Linked DNA regions of Homo sapiens: region 2 is linked to region 1. The links are chromatin loops, found by intact Hi-C in ENCODE. Cell type or tissue: PC-9. All regions are shown on one strand. Each heading gives the region's core, and the rest is flanking DNA. Links, peaks and the distances in the headings are about the cores only.

Evidence for each region. A loop is a pair of places that touch in the nucleus more often than their neighbours do. Peaks named below come from ENCODE experiments on the same cell type or tissue, not always from the same donor. Only the 100,000 strongest peaks of a DNase experiment are listed, where the experiment ranks them.
Region 2: it touches region 1 in a loop (2.3-fold over the local background); 3 of 110 quality-filtered maps call a loop at or near these places.

Annotation. Positions count from the first base shown.
Region 1 is chr16:9,119,014-9,128,259 of GRCh38, forward strand. HAPSTR1 (HUWE1 associated protein modifying stress responses) reads left to right here. Exons shown (of 4, transcript NM_014117.3): 4 at 1-2,622. Among named protein-coding and RNA genes, the nearest start is that of HAPSTR1, 32 kb to the left of the region's middle. RefSeq lists enhancers at 4,476-4,991, 8,025-9,224, 8,599-8,893, 8,874-8,983, 9,054-9,133 and a silencer at 4,899-5,193. In PC-9, for the core only: no CTCF peak of the experiment used is centred there; DNase peaks (open chromatin) are centred at 4,178 and 5,088; H3K27ac peaks cover 7,236 bases.
Region 2 is chr16:9,075,133-9,084,378 of GRCh38, forward strand. No RefSeq gene overlaps it. Among named protein-coding and RNA genes, the nearest start is that of HAPSTR1, 12 kb to the right of the region's middle. RefSeq lists an enhancer at 2,027-2,116. In PC-9, for the core only: no CTCF peak of the experiment used is centred there; DNase peaks (open chromatin) are centred at 1,459, 2,329 and 4,059; H3K27ac peaks cover 2,893 bases.

The sequences.
Region 1 (9,246 bases), core at 679-8,678:
TTAATGTCTGCCAGAACACAATTTATATGCCTTATTGGCTTCATTAAACTTTTAGAAAACTTTAGCATTTGTTACTTTTTTCCATTGCGTTTACTTTCAAATGCACCTAATGAATTTGTCACCCAGTCGCAACTTTTCCCTTCTCTGTCCCATTGCTTTCTCCTTTCCCCGACGCACAGAATAAACATGAAGCTCAGCAGTAGAAGCGTAATGATTTCCCTCAGGAAAAACTTCTGACAGCTAGGTTTTTCAAGGGTTTCCCTGTGCTAGCTGAGATGCAAAACAAATCATGGAAGATTGCATACCTGTGTGGTATTTTAAAAACAAGTTGACTTTTTCAGTTTCTTGAACGGTTAAGGGTGGATTTAAAAACTAGACAGTTTAGTTTTGGGGAACAGAAGCTCTCTTCGTCTTAAGCCAGATTCTCTGATTCTTTTAGACGTCATAGCTCCTTAGTTCTGCTCCTGTCGCCCTAACTTGGCATGGGCAAGTTGAAGTTCATCCTTAGACTGCAGCGTTCTGAGCATGGCTGAAGTATTAAAATGTTTAATATTTTTTAGAGCAAAATTGTTGGAAAGCATTTGGCTGAATCTAAAGACCTGCAGTCAGATTCTTCAATGTGGTTTACCCAACTGGAGTAGTGATAAACACCTTAATCATAAAATGAATAAAAACAAAAAAACCATGGGGCTTGTCTGCAGTTTTGTTTTGGTCATCACATCTGAATAACTTTTTGATGCAATCAAATGAAGTTTAGGCTTTTAAAAAAGAATTAGCTTTCTAAATGTTTTTTTCTAAGGGCTACTGGAACTCATTAAACTCGAATAATTGTGGCTTTGGGCCTGAAGATTTCCATTCAACAGTGAAAACTGGCTAACTTCCTTTATAGTGAGAGGGATGGCCAACATCCAACCCAGAGGGCTAGTCAGCCTCAGAGGCCAGTGCAAGACGCCAAGAGATGATTTTGAAATGGGGCCATAAGTTTAGAAAATTATGAACAGAATGATTGAGTTTTTGGCCTGGCTACTACCTCTAGTGGTGACTACGTCAGCAGATTAATCTCATTGCATTTTACTTTATGTAGTATGTTGTAACCTGGTGCTTCATTCATTAGATTGGTGACTGAGGTATTTAGTCATGGTGAGGATGGGAATCTTCAGAGATACATTCTGGATTTGTGGAATAAAGTGACTAGAAAGGTTCTTCCAGAGCAACCCCTTGTTTAAAGTTATAAGTGTTTATGGTACCTGCTACCCCTTCTGGAAAGTTGTCGGCTTTGATGGTTTAGATGACCTTACCCCATAAGGCCAGCTTCTAGCCTCCCTTTGGAATATTTGAGGTGTGTGATGTTTTAGTGGGGGCAGCATTTGAGAGACGAGCAGGCCCGAGCACCCAGGCTGGCTGTCAGACCGTGTGTTGTGCTGTTGGGTTTGATGGGATGAGATATCCAGGGTTTTACTTCCTATAATGGGATCTGCAGGCTCCTTGTGAAGTTCAGTTAGACAGTAGCCTGTGACGTAGCAAGTCAAGTTTTCGATGGCCCCTCATTTTTTTTTTATTTAGTGCTTAAAAAAAAGATTTAAAACAGCAAAAATCAAGCCACACAGCAGCTTATAGTATATACAGGTCTTTTATACATTAGAAGTAATATGGTGAAATCTTTTTTTTTTTTTTTTTTTTTTGTGATGGAGTTTCACTCTCTCACCCAGGCTGGAGTGCAGTGGCACGATCTTGGCTCACCACAACCTCTGCCTCCTGGGTTCAAGCAATTTTCATGCCTCAGCCTCCCGAGTAGCTGGTATTACAGGTGCCTGCCACCACACCTGGCTATTTTTTGTATTTTTGTTAGATACGGGGTTTCAAATATGGTGAAATCTTGTGACAGAATAGTATTCCCTTGTACAGATAAGCCTTGATGCAGGTTACAGATTTTTTATAATTAGTAATGCAGCAGTGGAGTGTTTTCTTTTTCTTGTTTTTTGAGATGGAGTCTCTGTCGCTGGAGTGCGGTGGTGCGATCCCAGCTCACCGCAATCTCTGCCTCCCGGGTTCAAGCGATTCTCCTGCCTATAACTACAGGTGTGCGCCACCACGCCCAGCTAATTTAATTTTGAATTTTTAGTAGAGACGGGATTTCACCATGTTGGCCAGGCCAGTCTTGAATTCCTGACCTTAAGTGATCTGCCCGCCTTGGCCTCCCCAAGTGCTGGGATTACAGGCATGAGACACTGCGCCTGGCCTATGTTTTAAGTTTCTCTATGACAAATTTCTGTAGATGAACTATCTGGGTCAAAAAAATTCATCTATAAAATACTGATGGGTCTTGCCAAAGTACCTTCTGCAAGGTACCAGTTAATACTTCCATCAGAAAGTAAGAGCGCCTGTTCCCTTACATCGTAGCCAGTGTTGGGTATTTATACTTCCTTTGGCAGAAGTGACCTTTCAGTTTTAATCTGTTTTTTACCTGCTCGTATGAAGGAAGACTTTTTGCTTGATATCACGTGGGTTTGAATGCTGACTCTACTACCAGGTCTGGGAACCTAGGTAAGTTTGCCTCTCTGGGCTGTTTTCTCATCTGTGAAATAAATAGAAAACATAGAAAAATAAATTAAAAAATGTGAATGTTAGTGACTTGTGTTCCTTGGAAGTTGGATACATTTACATCTCCATTTATAATTCTCCCATCAGCAGAGCCCTGGAGAACTCTGGAATGTGGCTGATAGCTTATCTTAACATGCCATTGAAAAATTAGCCCTTTTTGGCTAGGCGTGGTGGCTCACGCCTGTAATCCCAGCACTGGGAGGCCAAGGCGGGCAGATCACGAGGTCACAAGAGATTGAGACCATCCTGGCCAACATGGTGAAACCCCATCTCTACTAAAAATACAAAAATTAGCTGGGCGTGGTGGTACGCACCTGTAGTCCCAGCTACTTGGGAGGCTGAGACAGGAGAATCACTTGAATCCGGGAGGTGGAGAGGTTGCGGTGAGCAAAGATTGCACCACTGCACTCCAGCCTGGCGACAGAGCAAGACTCCGTCTAAAAAAAAGAAAAAGAAAAATTAGCCCTTTCTTTTTTCTTTGAGACAGGGTTTTACTCTCTTGCCTAGGCTGGAGTGCTTTGGTGCGATCATAGCTCACTGCAGCCTCGATAGGTAACACACTAAGTGGTGAGTTTTCAGGGAAGGGGCTTGTTCACATGTAAGAGAGATTTTAATTTTTCAAACTGAAGTTGAATGCCCTCCTAGGAGATGCCACAGGCCGGCAAGTACAGGCTGCCTCACTTCACTAGTACTTAACCCTCAAGCAGGGAAGCTACTCCCCTTTAGCCCAAGTAGAGGGAGTATGGGGTGCTGGTGTGGTTGCTGTGCACGGCCGCTGTTGGGGAGGGCCGTAGCATTTGCTTGTGTTTTAGGCCTGGTGGGCGTGTTCTCTGAGTTGCTGCTGGAAGTGTTGGGGCTCTCATCACTTAGTGGAATTGCCTTTGGGAGCTTCAGAAGGCCTGTGGTTTTCTGCAGCTTCAGCAACAAGGAGGGCTCAGCTGGCTGACAAGAGTTTTGTAGCTTGACCCTGGAAGAAGGGTTTGGGGGTGCCTGGGGCAGCCAGCTACCACTGGGCTGCTTTTGGCACCGGTGGGTCCAGTGGGCTCAACACTCAGAACTATTTGCTTGTGGACTCATAATCTGAATGCCCTCTATAAACCCACCAAGGTATGTGCCACTATAACTTAGAGCTTTAAGGAAGGATTCTAAGACCATTCATACCTCTTCCTCAGGAGTGGCGGTGCCAGGGCTGAAGTTCCCTGGGGAAAAGGGGATCACCTGCTAAACTGTCCTTGAGTGTAGTGGGCAGGAGCTTAATCACTCCCAAACTCTTTTCCCCATGGTGAGTCTCAAGATCACCATGGCCATGTTGATTTCAAGGTGTATGTAGAAATTTGTAACTACCAAGAAGTTCTTATTTGCTGTTTGGGGTCTCTTAGGTTAATGTGAATGTTGTATAGAACTGTGTTTGCGTACACAATTGCATTGGGCACAGGAAGGCTCGCCTCTTGCCCATCCTCAGTGTTTCTCAGACATACTGGACTATGATCTGTGGTAAGAAATACCTCTCCCATCAAGATCTTTTACCCAGCCACACCTTTTGTGAATGAACACACAGAACTGATGAAACAGGTCTCAGCAGTTCTTAGCTTTTTATGTCAAATGCACTTTATAGCTTCTTGCTGTTTCACTGAACAGGATGTTGTATGTGACCAACTGTGTTGATTTCACAGCCAGCTTGAAAACCTGGGCTCTCTGGACCTCAGCATGCAGCACAGGGTAGGTATAGACATTTCTTGAATGAGTTCATAAAAGGTGGCTTGAAGTTTTCTAGGTTTTCACAAGGAACTCCCTATTTTTCCTCTTCCTGGGCCTTAGGTCTGTCAAGAACTAGGGTGGTGGTGAAGAGAAGGACTTTGGGGTCAGTAGGGTGTAGGTGACAGTCCCACTGGCGGCCTGCCTCCCGGGCCCCTCCCTCAAGGTTATGGTGTGGAGGATGCCTAGCACCATGCCTGGTGCGAAGTGAGGACTCAGATGTTAGCCTTTAAATGTGCTTGTCGTGGCATGGCTGGATAAGATTCCCTTCTCAGAGTCCGAGGGCTCGCTTCTGGGTTCTGCACTGGCCTCCAGCCTCAGTTTCCCCCGTCTCCTCTTTGCTCTCTAGTTTTGTGTTTCTCATCCTTCCTTCATGTTAGAATCTGCCACTGGGCATGTGGTACCCCAGAAGAACTAGATGGGACTCTGGGGTGGGGCCCAGGCACCAAGATTTTCCATGCTTCAGCAGAATGTACCTTTGGCACATTCCGCAGAGGGAATGTTGCTTTTGCTCCTTTGCAGATTGTTAACTGGGTGGGTGGCTAGTGGCACTGGGCTCCTTGGGGCCAGCCCTGCGGCTGAGGACAGATGGGGCTGTCAGAGGACTCAGCCCCTACTCTTGGGCCGCCTGCCACCCACCCTCAGTCCCTTGGGCTTTGGGGAAGTCAGCACAGTCAGTGCGTTCCTCTGGGCCAGGGTGTTTGACTGGCTTGGTAGGAGGAAGTTGGCACCCACAGGGCCCAGGGCGTGGTGAGTCATGGCTCACCAGGGATGACCCAGCAGGTGTGCCTTGGCGACAACTCCCTGAAGCTGGAAGCTGGTGGGGCTTTGTCTTCTGGAGGGAGGTTTAATTTACAGATTTCTGGATTCCCCACCTGGACACACATGCTGAATCCAAAGGTCTGGGTAGGACATGGTATCTCAAAAAAACAAAGCAAATTAAAGAATTAAAAATGGGTTCTGGCCAGGTGTGGTGGCTCACGCCTGTAATCACAGCACTTTGGGAGGCTGAGGCAGGTGGATCACTTGAGGTCAGGAGTTCAAGACCTGTGTCCAACATGGCAAAACCTCATCGCTACTAAAAATACAAAAAAAAAAAAAAGTTCTAAGTCCTACTACTTGTTTATCTCTTTACCTCTGTTTACACTTGGGGTTAGAACTACTTGGGGGAGGGGGGAAATGGTATAGGAAGGTACAGGTGAAGTCTTCTGGAGGGTCTCCTGCTCCCAGATGTCACCTGCAGGTGAGCCTGGAGTCGCCGCAGCCTCTTGCAACTACGAGGGAAGCTGGACCAAGGTCAAGGCAGTTGGATGCGGCAGAAAGTGAAAAGACCCTTGATCCTCGAGCAGTATGTCAGCCATCCTATTAATTGGAATCCTGTGATGTGCAGCAGCTTTCTGCCCGTATTCCTATAGACCCCAAATCTACCCACCTGGCCAGGAGCTACTGGTGATAACGTTACAAAATACCTGTCTGGGGAGTATACCGTATTCCTAGAAAACCATATACCAAACGGGTCTTATACACACCACTTCTTTCCCTGTTCAAGTAGATGGGAGCCTTGTTACCAGTCTATGCAGAACTACATCTTTTGTTATGTAAAGGATATTGCAGTGAAAAAGCTAAGGATTACCGAGTGCTTAATGCCTTTGCCAACCCCATCGGGCAGGTTCTGATATCTCCATTCACGCGATGAGACGGTCTGTGTGACCCAACGGCGCCCCTACGTGGCCCCAGGCTGGATACTGATTGGACCCCTGCCTTGTGCCCTGGGGACACCCAGCAGACCCTTGGGAAGCCCTCACAGGCTGTGATGGCAGCTGTGCCCTGAGCTTCCAGGTGCAGCCTGCCTGTTGGTTCAAAGGCTGTGTCACTAGCCCATCTTGGCAAGTTCTTTAGCTACTCTGCCTTGGTTTCCGCATCCATAAAGAGGATGATAAGGTTGTGAGGATGAAATGAGGTGTTTCCTAAAACACTTCAGAAGGGTACCTGGCACTCGACAAGTTTTTAATCCTGGCACTGTGGCCACAAGATGGCATTCTCTCTCCATTTCTCCACTGGTGACTTGGAGCAGTTGGGCAATTGTGAACCATCCCGAGATGAGAAGAGGTCATTCCCAGGTGAGAAGAGGGGCTCTGGAGGAGGAGGGGGTTCACTGAGGTCGGCAGGAAGCTTGGTGGACAGTCACCAGGAATGGCCTAGGTGATACTCATTCCTTGGCTCGTCACAGACCCAGCTGAAAGGAACTGTTTCTGCACTGTTGTCAACCTTAACCCACGCGCAGAACGACAGGGTGGGCTCTTGCGAAGCTGTTGTGACCTGACATCGGGACACTGATGCAGCCCAGTGCAATCCCATGTTAAACCAACTTGCCCAGCTTGGCTTCTGGAGCCTTCACTGGGCCTTTGCGCCAGCTGCTGAAGCCTGGGCAGCCGGCACGTCCCGAGGACGTGGTTGCTGTCCTTGCATAGGCTGCTGGGGGAGCCGACTGGGATGGGGGTGGAGTATTTCCAAGCCCCGGGTGGCTGAGATGGGCCTTCTGAGCCTGGGGAGGGCCAGGGCTCTCAGTGGGTCCAGCAATTGAGATTTCCCTTCCTTCTGAGGTGTGACCTAGCAGGGCCTGGTCTGCCCAATGGAACCTTCTCCAGAGGCCTCCCTTGTTAACATTCACTTCAGCTGCAAGTTTGACAACTACTGTGGTTTACATCTCCCAGGACGTCCTTCTGCCCATTCTTTGGAAAGGCCATCCCCCTTATTCTGGCTCATCTGTCGTGTCCTCCCGGGCATGTCTTCACCCTCTCCTCCTGTGTGAGTCTCTGGGCCCCTTGTTTCTCATTCTGCCTTGTGATGATTTTCCTTGCTGGTTTCCTGGTGTTTTGGGTCTGCTATTGCTGTAGGGCAGGGTCTGCATGTGTGTATTCACTGTTGCCCTGGCACTGAATAGACACCAGTACGCAGTTGAATGAGGGGATTCCCAGCTTACAGATGAGAGGGCTGAGGCACTGAAAGGTCTGGGGGGTGCGCAGATCTCTCTGGCTTCTGTCCTGTCTGAAAGGTTTGGGGGGTGCGCAGATCTCGCTGGCTTCTGTCCTGTCTGAAAGGTTTGGGGGGTGCGCAGAGCTCTCTGGCTTCTGTCCTGTCTGAAAGGTTTGGGGGGTGCGCAGATCTGTCTGGCTTCTGTCCTGTCTGAAAGGTTTGGGGGGTGCGCAGATCTCGCTGGCTTCTGTCCTGTCTGAAAGGTTTGGGGGGTGGGCAGATCTGTCTGGCTTCTGTCCTGTCTGAAAGGTTTGGGGGGTGCTCAGATCTGTCTGGCTTCTGTCCTGTCTGAAAGGTTTGGGGGGTGGGCAGATCTGTCTGGCTTCTGTCCTGTCTGAAAGGTACTCATGAGCATTTCTTGTCAAGCCCAAGCTTGGGTTCAAAATCAGGAGGGGATTGGGGAGTGTGGGCTGGTAGGAACTTGGGCAGATAACTTAATCTGAGCCTCAGTTTTCTCATCTGTGAAGGTGGGCGTGACAAAGCTAACTCACAGGACTGCGAGCACATCAAACATTTGGTTGGTTCTTAGTGTGCTTTCAACAACCTCTTTTTTTTTTTGAGACAAAGTCTCACTGTTGCCCAGGCTGGAGTGCACTGGCATAATCTCAGCTCACTGCAACCTCTGCCTCCTGGGCACAAGCGATTCTCCTGCCTCAGCCCTCCAAGTAGGTGGGATTACAGGTGACGGGTGTGCCCCACCACACCCAGCTAATTTTTATTTAGCAGGCTGGAGTGCAGTGGTGCGATCTCAGTTCACTGCAACCTCCGCCTCCTGGGTTCAAGCGATTCTCCTACCTCAGCCTCCAGAGTAGCTGGGATTATAGGTGCACGCCACCACGCCCATCTGATTTTTTTTTTTTTTTGTATTTTTAGTAGAGATGGGGTTTCACCATGTTGGCCAGGCTGGTCTCGAACTCCTGACCTCGGGTGATCCACCCACCTTGGCCTCCCAAAATGCTGGGATTACAGATGTGAGCCACTGCACCTGGCCCTAATTTTTGTATTTTTTAGTAGAGACGGGGTTTCACCGTGTTGGCCAGGCTGGTCTTGAACTCCTGACCTCAGGTGATCCACCTGCCTTGGCCTCCCAAAGTGCTGGGATTACAGGTGTGAGCCACCGTGCCTGGCCAACAACCTCTTGTTTTAAGGGCCTGGCTTTGCCCGGTCAGTGACCCAAAGATGCCCGTGAAAGCTGTTTGACCCTGGTTGACTCAGATGAACCTGGGCTGAGTTAGAGACCTTCCCCTCAGTCACACACCATTCAATGATGTCAGCAAATGCTGAAATAATCTTTCCCCACCCACAGAGCCATGCACCTACAAAGGCCTGACCCCCACGGGGGCATCTGAGGTCAGCCTCGAGCCCCCTAAGGCTGGGAACCCTGTATTTTCCTGTGGTGACTCACTTCCTGTTGGGGCCTTGGTTTTTGAAAGACAGAAACAGCTCAGAGTCTGCTCCATGGAAATGGCTGGGCCTGCCCACCAGACCCTTAAAGCGACAGTTTTCCCACGGCAGGGCTTGTCCTGGGAGGTCCCTGGTGGCGAATGGGGTGCTGACAAACGGGCCCAGAACTTCTTGAGTCAGGATTTGAAGCGAGGGGGGTCTGCTGCCAGATTCCACAGCTCAGACACGTCCTCTTTTCCCCACCCGGATTTTCAGTTCCCCTGAGGAACCACCTCTCCGTCTCCGAGTGCCCAGTCTGGTTCACTGAGCCATTTGTGCCCAGAAGGACCTGTAGTGCTGGGCATTTACTTGCTAACCTTGTTTAACTCACTGCCCTGTCTGGGCTCCGCTGCCTTTTGTCTCAAACTGGGTGATAAAACCCCAAGTTAATTGTGAAAATGCATCCTGTTT
Region 2 (9,246 bases), core at 909-8,908, 44 kb before region 1:
TCATTACTGCAAGAAGCTGCGTGGGGTGGGTATTACCAGCCTCTAGTGGGTAGAAGCCGGGGATGTTGCTAAACAGCTTAAAGCGCTTAGCCCAGCCCTCAACAACAAATAATTATTTTGGTCCAAAATAGCCATAGTGCTGAGGTTGGGCAACTCTGAACTCCAGGGGACTGCTTAAATAAAGTAGAACATTCTTACAAGGAATAACTATTATGTAGTCATTGAGAAGAATGTGCCTTAAAACTTTTTAACATTTCTATTTATTTATCTATTTGTTTGTTTATTTACAGAGGTGGGATCTTGCTATGTTGCCCAGGCTGGTCTTGAATTCCTAGGCTCAAGCGATCCTCTCACCTTGGCCCCCTGAAGTGTTGGGATTACAGAAACAAGCCTCTGCACCCAGCTAAGACATTTTTAGAACTTAGGGAAATGTTTATGACATGATGTGGGGGATAAAACGGTAAGAGGAGTCTATTCAACATATCACCTGTTTTAATTTTCTCCCTACTTTATATCACTACTTACAATGATCTTGTTTGTTTCCACGTTTACTTATGTATCGTCTGTCTTCCTTCACTAGGGTGAAGGTCCTGGTATACTGTAGGGGAAAATGAAATAGTCGGAGAAGTGAAATAGGGGAGAGTGGAATGACAGGGTAAACCTGATGATAATAAAATCAGTGAAGTGCTGGTAAATGTTTAACAACTGACTGTGCAAAGAAAATCCCTGATTTATAGAGTAGCATTTGCCAATTTCTATGGTGTAAATACTCCCACCATGGCTGATTTCAAGCTACCTTGTGATGTCACTGAAGGAGGAGCAGAATAGAGACATGCACAGCTGCCTATCCAAGCCCATGGGAGCTGGTGCTAGCACAACAGTGGAAATACTTCTGTCAATATAAAAGACTGAAAGGTGGCTGGGGCAGTGGCTCAAGCCTGTAATCCCAGCACGTTGGGAGGCCAAGGCAGGCATATCGCCTGAGGTAGGAGTTCGAGATCAGTCTGGCCAACGTGGAGAAACCCTGTCTCTAATAAAATACAAAAATTAGCTGGGTGTCGTGGCACACACCTGTAATCCCAGCTGAGGCAGGAGAATCGCTTGAACCCGGGAGGCGGAGGTTGCAGTGAGCTGAGATCATGCCACTGCACTCCAGCCTGGGTGACACAGCAAAACTTCGTCTCAAAAAATAAAATAATAAAAGACTGGAAGGAAAACTGCTAAAATTCGAATGGAGAGCAGTGGGATTAGATACATAGTGGAAACCACCGCCGGGTGTGGTGGCCCACGACTGTAAACCCAGCACTTCGGGAGACCCAGGTGGGCAGATAGCCTGAGTGTAGGAGTTTGAGAACAACCTGGCAACATAGCAAGACCTCATCTTTACAGAAAATAAGAAATGAACCAGGCATTGTTTGCATTCCTGTGGTCCCAGCTATGCAGGAGGCTGAAGTGGGAAGATCACATGAGCACGGGAGGTCGAGGCTGCAGTGAGCTGAGATCATGCCACTGCACACCAACCTGGGTGAGACCCTCTCTTAAAAAAGAAAGAAACAAAGTGAAAAATAAGAAAGAAAAAAAAGGAAACCATTGAGTTGGGCAAGGTGACTCATGCCTGTAATCCCAGCACTTTGGGAGGCCAAGACAGGAGGATGGCTTGAGGTGGAAGTTTGAGTCCAGCCTGGGTAACATAGGGAGACCCCACATCTACAGAAAATTAAAACAAAAAATTAGCTGGGTATGGTGGCGCAAGTCTGTCATCCTAGGACTCTGGAGGCTAAGGCAGGAGGATTGCTTGACCCCAGGGGTTCAAGGCTGCAGTGAGCTATGATTGCTCCACTGCACTACAGCCTGGGTGACACAGTGAGACCCTGTCTCAAAAATAAACAAATAAATTAAATTAATTAATTAATTAATGCAGACTCCCAGACCTCCAGAACCAAAGTCTGTATTTGAATACGAGAGCCTGTGTTACTGCTATTTTTGTACACCGGTTGTGGTCAGAGAGTGTAGCTCTATCATATAGATGTCTTGGCTCGTCAAGAAGCTGGTCCTCATGTGATACCTGGGTTGGCCCATGAATCTGAGTCTTTTTGTTTTCAGAGCCATGCCACTTTTAGAACACAGTTTCAGGAAAATTGGGGAACTGTTTAGTCATCAGAAGCAAGAGACCTGAGACACAGTCTATAGGTGGCACCTTCCTCCATGGCACTGTCATCGTGCTGAATGAAGCACATCTCCAGCCCAGGGTCTGCCTCCAATCCAGGCTCAGAGAACCACCCACAGAGTGGCCACAAGTCGGGCAAGGCCACAGGCAGTCTTTCTGAAAATGCATTTAATTGCCTGTGATTCAGCCCTCAGATAGCAGAGTCAGGATGAGCGATCACATTCTTATCCTGAGTACTATCTGATAACCGGCAGCAACTTGCAGCTACTGTTCTAGGCTGAGGACCAGCTTCAGAAGGGACACGAGGCTGTAATGGAGAAAAGGTGCATAAACACAGTGGGTAAAAGCAAGATGAAAGTAAAAATGAGGAACAACCGCAGATCTCAAACTACAAAACATCACATGTATTGAGAAATCTGCAAATTGCCAAGAGCTTGTCGGTTAATAGAGTTAAACTACGTAAAATACTTAAAGAGATTTATCTGAGCCAAATATGAGTGACCATGACCCATAACAGCCCTTAGGAGGTCATGAGAACATGTGCCCAAGGTGGTTGGGCTGCAGCTTGGTTTTATATATTTTAGGGAGGAATGAAACATCCATCAAATACATTTAAGGAATACATTGAGTTGTTCCAGAAAGGTGGGACAATTTGAAGTTGGGGGGGGAGGGGCTTTCAGGCTATAGGTAAATTTAAACATTTTCTGGTTGACAACTGGTTGAGTTTTTGTCTAAGGACTTGGTATCAATAGAAAGGAAATGTTCAGCTTAAGATAAAAGATTGTGGGCTGGGCACGGTGGCTCACGCCTGTAATCCCAGCACTTTGGGAGGCTGCGGCAGGCAGATAACCTGAGGTCAAGAGTTTGAGACCAGTCTGGCCAACATGGTGAAACCCCATCTCTACTAAAAATACAAAAATTAGCCAGGCATGGTTGTGTGCGCCTGTACTCCCAGCTACTTGGAAGACTGAGGAGGGAGAATCGCTTGAACCCGGGAGGCGGAGGTTGCAGTGAGCCGAGATCGAGCCACTGCACTCCAGCCTGGGCAACAAAGTAAGACTCCACCTCAAAGGAAAAAATAAAATAAAATAAAATAAAAACAGATCGTGGAGACCAAGGTTCTTTTCAAGTCTCATAGCAGCTGCCCTTAGAAACAATAGATGACACACGTTTCCTTTTCAGAAACTTTAAAAGGTGCTAGACTCTCACTTACTCTATTCAGAATTGGAGGGGCCTGGAAGGAAAACGTCTAGCTATGTTAATAGGGATTCTTTACAGATGTGAATTTTCCCTCAACAAAGGACTGGTTGCAGGGCCATTTCAAAATGTTACAAAGAAACATGTTTTGGGGGTAAAATATTTTGATTTTCTTCCTTGCATCCTCATGTTATGCCAGAGTCAGGCTGAAAAGTAAGTCAAGACATATATAGGGTTAAATAAAACCCATCTGATGAGAATTTACGGTTTGTAGGGCATGACTCCCCAGACCCCTTAGATAGGAATTTGGGCAAGATAAAAAAAAAATCAGAATTTAGTTCTCAAGCTTTACATATTATAAGGATGAATAAATTGTGTTTAGTTCGTACAGAGACATGACCACAGTTGCTTATATAAACTAGAGGTTTATTTTTCTCTACTTAAAAAAGTCTGGAATTAGGTAGTCCAGGGATGTTGACAAATTCATCACGCACTTCCTCCTTTCTTCTCCACCATTCTTAGCACATGGCTTCCTTTCTTAAGGTTACTTCATGGTCAAAGATGGCTGCTGCAGCCCTCAACGTTTTGCTTGTGTTCCCGGCAGCGGGAAGAAGGAAGTAGCAAGAGCCAGAGGCAAGCTAAGTCATTTCCCTTTAAATAGCTTTCCTGGAAACCCCACCCAATGACTTCCTCTTATTATTTCATCATCCTCCCTTAGCTGCAAGGGAGGCTGGGAAGTGTAGTCCTTAAGATGGGCACATTGCTCACTTGAATAAAATTCAGACTCTGCTAGCAAAGAATAATGGGGGAATGGATATTAGGAAGGGAGCTAGTGGACTCCATTATGCATACATTATCCCATTACATGCTCACTGTTGAGACACCCTTAGGAAAATCTAGTATTTCCTCCATTAGGAAAATCTACTATTCTCCATTAGGTTAAAAATTTAAAGAAAAAAACTAAATTAAAAAAAATTTTTAACATTTTTTTTATAGAGGCGGGGGTCTCACCATGTTGCCCAGGCTGGTCTTTAACTCTTGGGCTCAAGTGATCCTCCCACCTTGGCCTCCCAAAGCAGTGGGATTATAGGCATGAGCCATCACGTCTGGCCTACTTAGCACTTCCGGGTAAAAGTTTTTCTGTTTCATAGAGAAGAGACTGGCAGTATTTGCTATTGCTTTTTTAAGACAGGTAGAATTTGCTTGCCCAAGGTAAGGTGCATTTCATAACAAGGGGAGGAGAACATATAAGCCTTTTGATTTCTGTTAAAAAAAAGCTCTTTATTTAAAATTTAATTTTGTTTGCTATCTGCGCTTTTATTCAAAAGAAGAGTTTAGGGCCCGGCATGGTGGCTCACACCTGTAATCCCAGCACTTTGGGAGGCCAAGGTCGGAGGATTGCTTGAACCTAGGAGTTGGAGACCAGGCTTGGGCAACACAGTGCAGCACCACCTCTATAAAATAAAAAAACGTCGGGCCAGGCACAGTGGCTCATGCCTGTAATCCCAGGGCAGAGTACCTGAGGTCAGGAGCTCGAGACCAGCCTAGCCAACATGGCGAAAACCCATCTCTATTAAAAGTACAAAAAAATTAGCCGGCCATGGTGGTGTGTGCCTGCAATCCCAGCCACTCGGGAGGCTGAGGCAGGAGAATCGCTTGAACCCGGGAGGCGGAGGTTGCAGTGAGCTGAGATCGTGCCACTGCACTCCAGCCTGAGCAACACAGCGGGACTCTGTCTCAAAAAAATTAAATAAATAAATAAATAAATAAATAAAACATTAAAAAGTCATAAAAATAAATAAAACAAGACTTTAGAAAGAAACAAGTACGATCAGAAGAACAAATGAAGTGAGTTGTGACTGGATTCAATTATGAGCTTGCCATTTCTGCCCTAGGGGAGATATTCAAAAAGGGGCCCTAGGATGGGCTCGGTAGCTCATGCCTGTAATCCCAGCACTTTGGGAGGCCGAGGCGGGCAGATCACCTGAGGTCAGGAGTTGGAGACCAGCCTGACCAACATGGAGAAACCCCGTCTCTACTAAAAATCTCCCGGCTCATTGCAACTTCCGCCTCCCGGGTTCAAGCAAACCTCCTGCGAAAGCCAACCGAGTAGCTGGGATTACAGGCATGCGCCACCATGCCTGGCTAATTTTGTATTTTTAGTAGAGACGGGGTTTTACCATGTTGGTCAGGCTGGTCTCGAACTCCTGACCTCAGGTAATCCACCTGCCTTGGCCTCTCAAAGTGCTGGGATTACAGGTGTGAGCCACCATGCCTAGCCAGGTTACCCAATTCTATGACATTCCTACCTTCAAAAGGTAGATCCTGGCCCGGGTGCAGTGGCTTAAGGCTGTAATCCCAGCACTTTGGAAGGCCGAGGATGGTGGATCACTGGAAGTTTAGGAGTTCGAGACCAACCTGGCCAACATGGAGAAACCCCATCTCTACTAAAAATACAAATATTAGCTGGGCATGGTGATGGGTGCCTATAATCCCAGTTAGGAGGCTAAGGCAGGGAGAATTGCTTGAACCTGGGAGGCAGAGGTTGCAGTGAGCCAGGATTGTGCCACTGCACTCCAGCCTGGGCGACAGAGTGAGGCTCCGTCTCAAAAAGAAAAAAAAAAGAAAAGATATTTGATCCTCAATGTGGCAGTGTTGGGAGGTGGAGCCAAATAAGAGATGTTGGGTTATTGAGTCAGATCCCTCATGAATGGCTTGGTGCTGTTTCTGCAGTAGTGAGAACTGAATTGATTTCCGTGGGACTGGATTAGTCCCTCTGAGAGTGGTTTGTTATAAAGCCAGGAAGCCTCTTAGGTTTTCCTCTCTTCACATATGTCCACTTCCCTTTTGACTTTCTCTGCCATGTTGTGACACAGCACAGAAGCCCTCCCCAGAGGTCAGGGCCATGCCCTTGGCCTTCTCAGCTTGTAGGACCATGAGCTAAATAACTGTTTTTCTTTACACATTGCCAAGTCTGAGGTATTTTTTTATAGCAATACAAAATGGACTAAGACAATTACTAAATATTATCTGAGAGGAAATAAATGGAGATACTTCCTGGCTGGTTTCTGTCTCTGAGTTTCTTGAAGTTTCTCATTTGTAATTAAAATAATCAAGGGCCAGGCGCGGTGGCTCCCGCCTGTAATCCCAGCACTTTGGGAGGCCAAGGAGGGCGGGTAACTTGAGGTCGGGAGTTTGAGACCGGCCTGGCCAACATGGTGAAACACTGTCTCTACTAAAAATACAAAAAAAATGTAGCCAGGCATGGTGGCGCATGCTTGTAATCCCAGCTACTTGGGAGGCTGAGGCGACAGGACTGCTTAACCCAGGAGGCGAAGGTTTCAGTGAGCCAAGATTGCTGCTACTGTACTCCAGCCTGGGTGACAGAGCAAGACTCTGTCTCATAAACAAAACAAAACAAAACAAATAATATAAAATAAAATAAAATAATCAAAAGCATGGTCTAGGCTAGAGAAAAAAAGTCAGACTTGATTCGGGCACGTCTGAAACCAGCCTTAACAACCCCATGATGTGTTTATCACATGGGTACTGCACTTGGTAGGCAGCCAACAAACCAGAGGTCTTTCAGAAATACAACCCCAGAGCCTCATACCTGGAGATGATTCTGTTCCAGAGCTCTGAATAGGGCCCAGAGACCCCAATTTTTTTTTTTTTTTTTGAGACAGAGTCTCACTTTGTCGTCCAGGCAGGAGTGCAGTGGCGTGACCTCGGCTCACCGCAACCTCTGTCTCCCGGGTTCAAGTGATTCTCCTGCCTCAGCCTCCCAAGTAGCTGGGACTATAGGTGTGCATCACCATGCCCGGCTAATTTTTGTATTTTTTAGTAGAGCCGGGGTTTCACCATGTTGGCCAGGCTGGTCTTGAACTCCTGACCTCAGGTGATCCACTTGCCTCGGCCTCCCAAAATGTTGGGATTACAGGCGTGAGCCACCGTGCCCGGCCCAGCTGTGGGGTTTTGCATGAGTTATCTACCCCCTCTAAGCCTCAGTCTCCTCACCTACAAATGGTGACAATTGACAGTAACTGTGCCACTAGGCAGGTGTGAAGAAAAATGAGATAATGCGTATGGATCATGGTTTCTCACCCTCAGCACTGGTGATGCATTGGACCAGATAATTCTTTGTTGTGGAGGGCTGTTACGCACATTGTTGAATGTTTAGCAGCCTTCCTGGCTTCTACCCACTAGATGTGGCAGCAACCCCCAACCCCCAAGTTATGGCAATCAAAATGTCTCCAGACATTCTTTTTTTTTTTGAGACGGAGTTTCACTCTTGTTGCTCAGGCTGGAGTGCAATGGCGCAATATCGGCTCACCACAACCTCCACCTCCCAGGTTCAAGCAATTCCCCTGCCTCAGCCTCCTAAGTAGCTGGGATTACAGGCGTGTGCCACCATGCCGGGCTAATTTTGGATTTTTAGTAGAGATGGGGTTTCTCCATGTTGGTCAGGCTGGTCTCGAACTCCTGACCTCAGGTGATCCATCCGCCTCGGCCTCCCAAAGTGCTGGGATTACAGGCGTGAACCACCATACCTGGCCCTCCAGACATTCTTTACCAAATGCCCCCTGAGGGAGCAAAGTTGCACTCAGTTGAAAACCCCTGATATAGATGACCTAATTCTGTGCAAGGTGCTTAGTTAGTATTCAATAAACGATAATCGTGTTCATTTTTCCTCTCTTTGGATTGCAATAATATAATATTTCGAAAATACTTTCCTAGACATTCTTTTTTAAAAAAAGTTACTTGCATTTAAAAAAAAAATTAACTTGGCTCGGCGTGGTGGCTCACGCCTGTAATCCCAGCAGTTTGGGAGGCCGAGGCGGGTGGATCAAGAGGTCAAGAGACGGAGACCATCCTGGCCAACATGGTGAAACACCGTCTCTACTAAAAATACAAAAATTAGCTGGGCTTGGTGGCGAGCACCTGTAGTCCCAGCTATTCGGGAAGCTGAGGCAGGAGAATCGCTTTAACTAGGGAGGTGGAGGTTGCAGTGAGCCAAGATCGTGCCACTGCACTCCAGCCCTGGTGACAGAGCGAGACTCTGTCTCAAAAAAAAAAATTTTTTTAACTTTTTTTTTTTTTTTTTTGAGACAGAGTCTCACTCTGCCACTGAGCCTGGAGTGCAGCAGTGGTGTGATCTCCACTCACCGCAATCTCTGCTTGCTGGGCTCAAGTGATTCTCATGCCTCAGCCTCCTGAGTAGCTGGGACTACAAGTGTGTGCCACCACGCTTGGCTCATTTTTGTGTTTTTAGTAGAGATGGGGTTTCACCACGTTTGTCAGGCTGGTCTTGAACTCCTGGCCTCAAGTCGTCCATCCTCCTCAGTCTCCCAAAGTGCTGGAATTACAGGTGTGAGGCACTGCACCCGGCTCATACATTTTTTGAAATGTATGTGGAATAGTTAATTTCATGTTATGTGCATTTTACCTCAATTTAAAAAACTGTGATGATAAGCAGCATAAGACAAAATAGATAAATTGTACTGCATGAAAATTGAAAACATTTTGTGCTTCGAAGGACAGCATCAATACAGTGAAAACGCAATTCGCAGAATGGGAGAATGTATTTGCAAATCATTTATCTGATAAGAGACTATTATGTAGAATACATAAAAACTCTGACAACTCTATAACAAAAAGACAACCCAATTAAAAATGAGTGAAATACATGAATAGACATTTCGTTGTTTTTTTTTTTTTTTTTTTTTGAGACAGAGTCTTGCACTGTCGCCCAGGCTGGAGTGTAGTGGCACAATCTTGGCTCACTGCAACCTCTATCTCCTGGGTTCAAGTGATTCTCTTGCCTCAGCCTCCTTAGTAGCTGCGATGACAGGCACGTGCCACGACCCCCAGCTATTTTTTGT